3 separate regions of the Homo sapiens genome follow, and all the other regions are linked to region 2. Evidence: chromatin contacts called from ENCODE Hi-C or POLR2A ChIA-PET data. All regions are on one chromosome and are shown on one strand. The core of a region is the stretch at or near the end of the contact, and the rest is flanking DNA. Distances in the headings are between cores, read along the strand shown.

Evidence for each region. Hi-C counts contacts between places; a loop is a spot of excess contacts on that map. ChIA-PET counts read pairs that join two places held with the same protein, here RNA polymerase II (POLR2A). Pooled maps may share reads with other maps.
Region 1: a loop to region 2 is called in a pooled map, with 3 times the contacts of the local background. The contact joins two enhancer-like sites. A Hi-C loop is called at or near these places in 1 of 168 maps with a recorded cell type or tissue (GM11168) and 2 of 50 pooled maps. POLR2A ChIA-PET finds 5 or more read pairs at or near these places in 3 of 52 experiments (H1, OCI-LY7 and activated T-cell).
Region 3: a map of PC-3 shows a loop between it and region 2 (19-fold over the local background). The contact joins two enhancer-like sites. A Hi-C loop is called at or near these places in 7 of 168 maps with a recorded cell type or tissue (Calu3, PC-3, ascending aorta and 4 more) and 18 of 50 pooled maps. POLR2A ChIA-PET finds 5 or more read pairs at or near these places in 2 of 52 experiments (H1 and OCI-LY7).

Annotation. Positions count from the first base shown.
Region 1 is chr6:150,763,803-150,767,157 of GRCh38, forward strand. All of the region lies in intron 3 of PLEKHG1 (pleckstrin homology and RhoGEF domain containing G1), which reads left to right. Among named protein-coding and RNA genes, the nearest start is that of MTHFD1L, 100 kb to the right of the region's middle. Within about 2 kb of position 1,614, at least 4 of the 41 ENCODE cell types and tissues checked have a DNase peak (open chromatin) inside an H3K27ac peak, as active enhancers do.
Region 2 is chr6:150,417,437-150,420,835 of GRCh38, forward strand. No RefSeq gene overlaps it. Among named protein-coding and RNA genes, the nearest start is that of IYD, 50 kb to the left of the region's middle. RefSeq lists enhancers at 1,396-1,964, 1,657-1,951, 1,965-2,531. Within about 2 kb of position 1,780, at least 28 of the 41 ENCODE cell types and tissues checked have a DNase peak (open chromatin) inside an H3K27ac peak, as active enhancers do; they include PC-3, ascending aorta, endothelial cell of umbilical vein and 1 more, where a contact is called at or near this core.
Region 3 is chr6:150,880,423-150,884,273 of GRCh38, forward strand. It overlaps MTHFD1L (methylenetetrahydrofolate dehydrogenase (NADP+ dependent) 1 like), which reads left to right. Exons shown (of 28, transcript NM_015440.5): 5 at 2,340-2,464. Among named protein-coding and RNA genes, the nearest start is that of MTHFD1L, 17 kb to the left of the region's middle. Within about 2 kb of position 1,834, at least 20 of the 41 ENCODE cell types and tissues checked have a DNase peak (open chromatin) inside an H3K27ac peak, as active enhancers do; they include PC-3, ascending aorta, endothelial cell of umbilical vein and 1 more, where a contact is called at or near this core.

The DNA of each region.
Region 1 (3,355 bases), core at 364-2,863, 350 kb after region 2:
CTCATGCCACAGTGGATGAGAAAGCATCCTTCCTGGGAGCTGGTGAAACAGCAGCTTCCTCCTTAAGGTGGGAAGTGACGAAGAGAGAGGAGCCCCAGACTTCCTTCCACTGAAAGCCCACATGGCTGATCAGTCACTTCAACCATGCTGTCACCCTGGACTCCATGCTTTCTATTATTCTCCACATCCCATTAAATACCTCTCCTCTCCACCTGACTCAGGGTTAGGAGTTGGTCTGCACATACCTGTCTGCTGCATGCATCACCTAACCAGCCTCCCCAGCAGCTTTATAGCTTCTCTCCTATTTTCTTTTTCTTTTTCTTTTTTTTTTTAAGACAGAGTTTAGCTCTTGTTGCCCAGGCTGGAGTGCAGTGGTGCAATCTCAGCTCATTGCAACCTTTGCCTCCCGGGTTCAAGCGATTCTCCTGCCTCAGCCTCCCGAGTAGCTGAGATTAACAGGTGCCTGCCACCATGCCCCGCTAAATTTTGTATTTTTAGTAGAGATGGGGTTTCACCACGTTGCCCAGGCTGGTCTTGAACTCCTGACCCTAGATGATCCACCTGTGTTTGCCTCCCAAAGTATTGGGATTACAGGCATGAGCCACTGCACCCGGCCCTGTTTTCTTTATTGATGATGGAACCATCTTTAATCTCACCACACGCTTCAGTGGTTACCACCAGCTATGTAGCGTGGAAGATTCTGCATGACCTGTCCCGGCCCCCATTTAGCCTCATCTAGCAGTGCAGCCCCACCCTCAAGGGTCTGTGTGTTTAGGCGCACGCCCTGCTCTGTCCAGCTGGTCTCAACCCTGACATCTGGCTGGCCTGAAATCTAGCCCTTTTCAACTCCTTTTAGTGTCCTTTTTGTTACCCTGTGCCTTTGTTTACCCATTTCTGGCCTCCTAGATGTTGTCTTCTTCCTCCTTTCGCTGTGTTGAAACTCCATCCTTCAAGATTCAGCTCCACCCTCACCTTCCCTGTGAAGCCTCTCCCCTCCCTGGAACGGACCACTTCCGCCTTTCCTGCCCTCTCTTGTGAACTGAATCTCTATCAGTCTTGCTGCCAAAACACTATTCTATTTATTTGTTTACACTTGGCTCTTCAACTATACCGGGAGCTTGCTGGGGGAAGGGATCATGTTTTATGCATTTTTTTTTAATTCTTATCCTGTAAAACAGCACTTGGCACACATTATTACATCCTCAAAATAAAAAGATGGGAGGAAGGCTTGTATAAATGAATGTTAATGTGCTTTTAAACTGTAAATTACTATACACATGTAAGTTATTCTAGTTTCAGAGGCATCCCAACGTAATACATGAAATTTGAAAGGCAAATTTTTGGGTAAACAGACTACTTTCTAGAAAGGGTAGAGGGATTGGAGAAATGAAAAAAGATTATTTCTCAGGGCCAGGTGCAGTGGCTTACATCTGTAATCCCAGCATTTTGGGAGGCCAAGGCAAGTGGATCACCTGAGGTCAGGAGTTTGAGACCAGCCTAGCCAACATGGTGAAACCCCGTCTCTGCTAAAAATACAAAAATTACCCAGGCATGATGGCACGTGCCTGCAATCTCAGCTACTCGAGGGGGCTGAGTCAGGAGAATCGCTTGAACTTGGGAGGTGGAGGTCGTAGTGAGCCGAGATTGTGCCACTGCACTCCAGCTTGGGTGACAGAGTGAGACTCTGTCTCAAAGAAAAAAAAAAATTTAATGTGATATCAGAAGAAGAAGGGAAGTGCAGGAGCTATTAACTAACCTATTTCCGGGCATCTCATAGAAATAAGGTAAGCTCTGAAGGGCGCTGAATTTGCCTTCAGTCTCAGTTCTTCTTTCTATAGCATGTCCCTGCTGGATGGTTATGTAGATCAGAGCTTCTCAAACTATCCATGGTGAGGGGCAAGTGTGTGTGTTTTCTTTCCATCTATCACACACCGATTCTTTTGTAAAATACAATTTAAAAAAGAATACTAGAAAAGTTAGAAGAAGAATAAGATGTACAAAGTACAAGCACAAATTTATTATTAGATTGATATTAAATCATTCTGTAAACTAGTTTCTGCATGCTTACTTGATGTCTGTACTTATCTCCTTGTAGATCAGCAGCAAACAGTTTGCAAATTGGCTCCTGCCCACTTCCCATACTTTGAATAGGACCAAGTCAGATCTACTTGGATATCTACTTGGATATTTTCAATAACACATATTACAAGGAATGAAAAAGTTAATTAGAGGAGGCTGCTCGTGTGCAAATCTTATAATGGTAGAGATCTTAAGGACATAAACTGATTAGAAAGTAAATAGGAGAAATTTTAAATCACAGAACATCATTCAAATGGTGAAAAGCCCTTTTTTGTGTGTACTCTCTGCTCCTTCCCTCACCAAACTAGGGTAAATTCTTTGATCCTCTTGGAGAATAATTGTTTTCAGTGCAAAAGTTTTAAATTGATCCTTCATAGTTGTTAACAGCAGGGTAACCATAGGTGCTGACATCAAGCCAATAAAATTAATAAGCAGCATGACAGGCTCTAATAAATTTCGTTGGTGTCCTTACACTGTCATTTCGGGCGCAGAATGAACTGTTATTATCACTGAGCTTCAAACCACTCATTTGGCTACAGATGATTACAGCTGTGAATGCAGGGCATGCTGCCTTAGTTTTCAGGAGCTAGTCTAGGGTTAAAGTATTAGATTTAAAAGATGTACTTATGATCAGTGGGGGGGAACAAGTTATGACCATACAACTTTGATCTGTTTTCTAGAGTGGTCTACAAAAATGTGGACTCCTCACGATCTGTTTTCTCAATAATTTCTGAAAACAAGCAACTTTTAAAATTTAGTTTCTCTGCCATGGACTCTGAGGTTTTTGAAACTCTTTGAGCTGGCGATGGGCCATCAGTTGTTGGATGCTGGCCATGGTTCTTTGTCTGTAACCCCAGATGAAATTCTTTAAGCCCCTTAACTCAACCTTTCTCTCACATGAAGAATTTAGTATCAGGTTTCTGCAAATGAGCAAGCTTCGCTCTTGAAGTGAGAGAAAGGATTGTTCATTCTCTCTTTAAGCCCCACTGCAGAGCCTCTGAATTCAGCCAGGTGAATGTGGCTTGCACCCTCCACCCCTGCCCCGCCCCTCATCCTGCCATGCTGTGTGTGGCTCATGCCCATCCACATCCTTCTGTTTTACCTTCTTAATTTTGTGTACAATATGCCCTCCAAAATGTCCAGCAAAGTCTTAAGCTGCTATTAAATACAGACATTCACTGCACATTGAGTATTAGTCCATCCTTTTGGACCATGTGTAATTTAACAGAAATATCAATGAATATATTTCTTTATTTTGAGGGAGTGTAGGTTTTAT
Region 2 (3,399 bases), core at 530-3,029:
GATCTACATGAAGTGTGCAGTTATTCAAAACAACTTGTAACATAAACTATGACTATTCCTTCCCTGGAGATCTGGAGGCTGTTTTCTAATTTTTCTTCCCTGAGTTTCTTGTGGCTCTCGTACTGTGATTGCCATTGAGGTCCCCGCAGTTGAGAATGTGAGTGGCTCAGCAGGGAACTGCACAGAACTGGGGATACTTGCGAGCTGGGAACAACCTTAGGTGGGCACTGGTGGCCTCCAGAACGCAGATGAGAGAGCAGGGGATTCCAGGTAGAGGAAGAGAGATCACAAGCTGGTGTGGCTGGGCTCCAACTTTAAAGCTAAAATGATCAAAGATCCCCAAAATTTCAGAGCAAGAAATATGGGGAAGTCAACGTTATTGTGTGAATAACATCAGCCTTTGGTTGGTTGATGGATGGCTATTGAGTTTGGGGGTTCTTCTGTGATCTTATTAGTTGCTACAGATATTCTCAGTATCTCTTAGCACCTTGTAAACAGAGGAAAGAGAAGCCTGCATCTCCTCTCCTCAGCAGATAAACATCTGGGGACAGTGACAAAGCCCACAGACCCTGATGGTGTCTTTGATATACAGCCACAATACGCATTTTGACACCGAGTAGATGCTTTTAGATGATGAAATCAGTGGTTTGAATTGAGGCATTTGTGTGAAGTTCATGAGCTTTCATGCCATGATTGGCTTAAGTAATTCAGAACTAGCTGCGTGTGGGTGCCGTGGAAATACTCTTTCAATCTCTTTCTTATTGGGCCATTTTTGTGCAAAAGAAATTGCTGTTTTAATGGCAAAACCAGCAATTACTTTTGCACCTACCCAAGAGTTCATGGGATATTCAAAGCAATTTTCCGAACTGTATCCTCCAACTCGAGGCAGTTACTGTGAAACCACTAGATGGCACAGTCATGCTAGATGTAATCAAGACTTCAGCAGAAATGAAAAAGTGAGTCTTGCTAGATTACTTCATCAGATACTTAAGCTGTAGTTTACTTCCCCTCTCCAAAATTTTTCTACGTGTTAGTAATTTATGTCTTCCAGATCGTGTAAATACAGATGTGTTAGACTTAGTCATCTAAATCAATTGTTCAGTGACTACAGCCAAACTATAAAAAATGATTACTTCTCTTTGTTTTCAGTTCAAGTATTTTTACTATTCCTTTGCCACACATTTATTTTTCATACAGTTACATCAGCGCCCTGGGTCCCTTTTCTTTTGTACACATAGTGATAGAGAGGGAAATTACTCATCTCCAACGTCCTGGAAATTGTTTTCCAGCGCATAAATTTCCTAGCCCTCTGAAAGATGTCAATCATTTTCTTTAGCAGGGCATTAGGGAACTCCAGCTTTCCGAAAGATGTTAGGAAAGAAATGTCATGTCCGAAGACACAAAGTAAATGATTACTTTCTTCACCCAGCTTTATTTGTCATTTGTCTTAAAAAAAAAAATAGGAGAAGTGTTTTATTCACAGTCAGAGGCTAGGGCAGCAAGACAAGGCACGTTAGTGAGGCTGTAAATACCACTGTGTCCACGTTCACTTAACACAACGCCATCTCCCAGCGCAGCCCCAGCCCCTCTGCACCCCCCGCCCCACTGCACCCCTTAATGCCAGAAACACTCAGGCCCCCCGAAAGTTTAGTAGGGCTGCATTTAGAACAAGTCCAGAGCCAACAAAGGAAAATAGTGGAAGACACTTAGGAGGGAGAAGAGAGAAATGAAATTTATTTAGCCCGAGGTCCCCACGCCATGAATGTGGCCAGCAGGGGGCTTCTCGTGCGGACGCTCAAAGCCGGAAGAGCCAGCAGGCACGGAAGCCCTCGTGGGAGCCGGGAGTTCCATGGCGAGGCCCCCCGCTGCTGCCCCAAGAAACGCTTGGGTTTGAGATCTCAGGAAACACGGAGAGCCCCCACTGCGATGGTGACGGCCCTGGAGTGGGTGGTGCTAAGGAAAGGGCAGCACACCCTTGAGGGCGGGAAGTGAATGGGGTGAGAGTTGGCACTGCTGGCCATGTTTTCCTCCATTTCCTTATGGGACTCAGTTTCCTCAAAGGAAGAACCAAAATGAATAAAGTCTGATATGGTTTGGCTGTGTCCCCACCCAAATCTCACCTTGAATTGTAGCTCCCATAATTCCCACATGCAGTGGGAGGGACCCCCTAGGAGGTAATTGAATTGGGAGGGTGGGCCTTTTCCGTGCTATTCTTGTGATAGTGAGTAAGTCTTATGAGATCTGATGGTTTTATGAAGGGCAGTTCCCCTCCACACGCTCTCTTGCCTGCCTCCATGTAAGATGTGTCTTGGTTCCTCTTCGTCCTCTGCCATGATTGTGAGGCCTCCCCAGCCACATGGAACTGTGAGTCAATTAAACTTCTTTCCTTTATAAATTACGCAGCCTTGGGTATGTCTTTATTAGCAGCCTGAGAACAGACTAATACAGAATCTAGTTTTTTATACAAAGAGATTGAGAAACAGCCCTTGATTGTGCTGACAAGATTTTAGGAGCTGTTTATAAGCGCCCTACTGAGGACTCTGGAGATGATCCTTCATTCTAGAATTATAAGGTTAAAGTTGTTTGTTTGTTTTTTCTACTTGCCTAGTCCTTGGTGTATATAAAGAATCTTGTGGTACTTTGGTATTTATTAAGAGATAGAGAGTCTTTAATTTTTGAATACATTGGATCAATTTTTATATAGTATTGCATTTTTTATAACCCTTATTTACTTTTTATTTTTAAACCCCACCGTCTTCTCTATTCTCTTGACCCAGATGTCATGTAATAAGTTATGACATTATACATTTTCACCTTAGAGCTATGTTCTGGGGCTTGGCGCTCCTATTATTTAAAAAATGGTATCTTCTATGAGAAAACATGAATATTAAAGTAGACATGAATTTAGTTTTGTATAATTAAATTGAATCCCAGGATGGCAAAGATTTAAATATGATTTATACTTGGCATTAGTAGCAGCAAGTAATACTTGCTGCAGTAACAAAAAACCATTTCAGTGGCTTTGTACAATGAAGGTTTATTTCTCACTCTCATCACCATTCAACAGAGAGAGAGCCCTGCTCCATACATTCATTCAGGGATCCAGGCTCTTTCAAACTGGTTGCTCTGTCATCTTCTAGTACCATGGTTCCCTCTACCAATGCTTTGCATCCTATCAACAGGTGACAAAAGAGAGGGCAAATGGATAAATCACATTCCACTCAACCGCCTCAGTCTGAAGATGACATACATAATTTCTGCTTACATCCCATTCATAAGAACTAGTCCCAAGGACCTATCTCAAGAAGAAGAGAACATGGATATTGTTGCAAAGTATTCTGATATCTACCATACACACACGTTAAATCAAGTTTAGCCTAAAGCTGCCTCCTTACATAT
Region 3 (3,851 bases), core at 584-3,083, 460 kb after region 2:
CAAATGACAGGATTTCATTCCTTTTTATGGTTGAATGATACTCCATTGTGTATACACACCACACTTTCTTTATCCTCCATTAATGGGCATTTGGATTGGTTCCATCTCTTGGCTACTGTGAATAGTGCTGTAACAAACATGGGAATGCAGACGGCTTCTCAGCATAGCGGTTTCAGTTCCCATGCGTATATACCTAGTGGTGGGAATGGCTGGGTCATATGGTAGTTGTTTTTTTAATTTTGTGAGAAATCTTCATACTGTTTTCTCTAATGGCTATATTAATCTGCATTCCCACCAACAGTGTACAAGAGCTCCCCTTTCCACATATCCTCGCCAGCATTTGTTATTGTCATTTTTGATAATAGCCATTCTAGCTTGATATCTCATTGTGGTTTTGATTTGCATTTCCCTGATAATTAATGATGTTGAGTGTTTTGTCATATACCTGCAGGCCATTTGTATGTCCTTTGGGAGATGTCTGTTCACGTCTTTTGCACATTTTTTATTTGAATTATTTGTTTTTTTGTTATTAAGTTATTTGAGTTCCTTATATATTCTGGATGTTAACCCCTTGTCGGACGCATACTTTGCAAATATTTTCTCCCATTCTGTAGGTTGTCTCTGCTTTGTTGATTGTTTGCTTTGCTATGAAGAATGTTTTTAGTTTGATATAATCCCACTGATGTATTTTTGCTTTCGTTGCCTATTTTGTTGAGGTCCTATCCAAAAAAACCTTGTCCAGACCAATGTCATGAAGCATTTCCCCTGTGTTTTCTTCTAGTAGTTTTATGGTTTGAGACCTTATATTTAAGTCTTTAATTCCTTTTGAGTTGATTTTTATAGAAGTGAGCGATGAGGGCCTACTTTCATTCTTCTGCATGTGGATATCCAGTTTTCCCAGTGCTATTTATTGAAGAGGCTCTCTTTCCACAATGTGTGTTCTTAGTACCTTTGCCTTGACTTATTTTTTGACAAGGAATCATTTATTCCGTATTTTTCTTTGGGAAAATTCTCATAGAGTGAATTTGTATGGTGTTATATTGAAAAAGAGTAGGTACCTTAATTTATTAGTTAAGATTTGTGTTGGCATTTGTTGCTTCTACCAAATGCTTGGTACAGGTGGCAATAGTTTCCTCGCTTCATTCTGGTCTCTGCTTGGACATCGTGGCCTCTGACCACCCTCCACCCATCATCACTCTGTTAGCCTTTTACCCCACTGAACCTTTATTTTTCTGCATGTCATTTATTCTTTCCAGTGATTTTATTATTATTATTATTTGGAAGGGAGGAACTTCCCTCCTCCACTAGAGTATAAGATCCACGAGGACAGTTTTGTTTATAGCTGTATTTCCTTTACTTAGAACTGATACAGAGTAAGTGCTCAAACCATTTGTTGAATGAATGAAAGAATGCCAAATGAATGAAACAAAGCTTTCTTTCTGATTTTGTACCTCAAATGGTTTCCCCTGCCACTGCACAGGTAGTGATTTTTGCTAGGCAATGAAACAAAAATGGTAAACCAACCCTTCCCCAGAGCCTCTGAGTGAGATCTATATGCAAAGATAAGTATCTTCTCACTTGTGAGCAAATATTTTTGTTAAGTGAGATGAATCAGGATCTTATCTCCTGGCATAAAATAGACAGAGAGGACAAAGCATTGCTTATTTAGAGACACACCCAGACATTTATTAGCTTCCCAAAATGTAGCTTGGTCTTTTTCCTAAATAGTGAATTATTTTAGTGTTTCCCATAAAAGGAGCTGTGCATGCTAAGAATTTTTCTAGCATAAGCCTTTGGAAAGGCTTCTTGTGTGTCATTGAGGTCCAGATAACCCGAGGGCCTCTGTGACTGCTTGGACGTCATGATTAGTGAGCTGTGTTGAACACATTGTGTTTGAAACGCACAGGCTTAGCTGGGCCAGATTGGAATGCTTCAGATTCATGCTTCCTGTCCTTCCTGAAAACTGGCAGTGTGTTTGGCTTAAAGTATGCTTGTTGACAGAGAAGTGTCCTTTGTCTATCTAAACCTTAATAGCTGTTGAGCTTTGGTTTTGTTCTGTTTTGTCTTTTTCTGGCACAGAGTAGAGCCATAGAAAGGCAGAGAAGTCACTAAAAAATTCAGCCAAGCCTTTTAATTTTTTTTTTGAGCCTTGTACACATGATGAAAAGAAAAAAATAGGCTTTTTATTATGCTTTACACCAAGTTTCCAACAAGGAGCAAAACAACAACAAACTATAACAGATGCATTTTCATGAATCCACTTTTTATATAAAGCTTCCTTTGTTGGGTCTCATTTTCACAAAACTAATTTTTATTTTGTTTTTTTGTTTTCTCTTTAGATTATAGATGAAATCTTAAAGATCAATGAAGATACCAGAGTACATGGCCTTGCCCTTCAGATCTCTGAGAACTTGTTTAGCAACAAAGTCCTCAATGCCTTGAAACCAGAAAAAGATGTGGATGGGTAAGAAAATAAAATCAAATAATCAACCTTTATGGCTAAATCACTTTTTCTATTGTGCCTGCTTTTATTTTTCTAAATTTCTTCTATTTATTTCAACTGTGTCAGTAATTGGATAAAAAAATCATTTTAAATATTTCAGGAGTCTATAGGATTTTTTTTTTTTTGAGATGGAGTCTCGCTCTGTTGCCCAGGCTAGAGTGCAGTGGCGTGATCTTGGCTCACCACAACCTCCATCTCCTGGGTTCAAGCGATTTTCCTGCCTCAGCCTCCTGAGTAGCTGGGATTACAGGCATGCGCTACCATGCCTGGCTAATTTTTGTATTTTTAGTAGAGACGGGGTTTTACCATGTTGGCCAGGATGGTGTCTATCTCCTGACCTTGTGATCCACTCACCTCAGCCTCCCAAAATGTTGGGATTACAGGCGTGAGCCACCGTGTCTGGCCATCTGTAGCCTTTTAAAATTCTGCATGCAAAAGTTACATATTTTGGAAAATACATTAGCCCTTTTATAGTGCTTCAATGCCATATGATCTTACACCATCAGATTCATTTAATAAATTCCGGTCTGACTTATACAATCTTTAGCCAGCTCTATTCTTCTAATAGTTTTTTCCTTGGTAATTCTACCAGACCAGAGAAGAAAACTTAGAAACCTGATTCCCCAGCAGTACCATATTCTGTCTTAGTCCCAGGCCAGTTGAGAAAAGCAAAATAAATACTTTTCTTAATGACACAAGGTTTTATTTGAAATTTGGAGGGGAACATCATAACTATTGGGTGCTGTAATGTTGGCCTGTGATTCATGTCATGGAGTGACATAAGCTTCATAGAACAAAGGATACCGGCCGTCTCCAGTGGGGGATAAGCATGCTTCCTGGGGATTAAAACCCCATTTTCCTCCATGGAAATATAGGAAGTGTTTTGTACTGTGGCCAAAAAGAACACAATGTGTTAATGGTTATAGGTTGTAAGCAGATTTATAAAGTTAGATTCCAGATCCGGTAGACCCTGCAGGGGCTGGATGGGGAGGCTACCACCTTCCTGAGACACCCAGCAATCTTCCATTCTAGCCTTTTATTGTGACTTGAGTAGACCCAAACACAGGCTGAAAAGGTGTCATGAACACCTCCAGTCCTGGCTGGGCACAGTGGCTCACACCTGTAATCCTAGCACTTTGGGAGGCCAAGGCAGGAGGATCTCTTGATCTCAGGAGGTCAAGACCAGCCTGGACAACATAGTGAGACCTCATCTCTATTTTTTTTTTTTTTTTTTGAGACAGAGTCTCACTCTGTTGCCCAGGCTGGAGTGCAGTGACACGATCTCGGCTCACTGCAAGCTCTGCCTCCTGGGTTCACACCATTCTCCTGCCTCAGCCTCCCGAGTAGC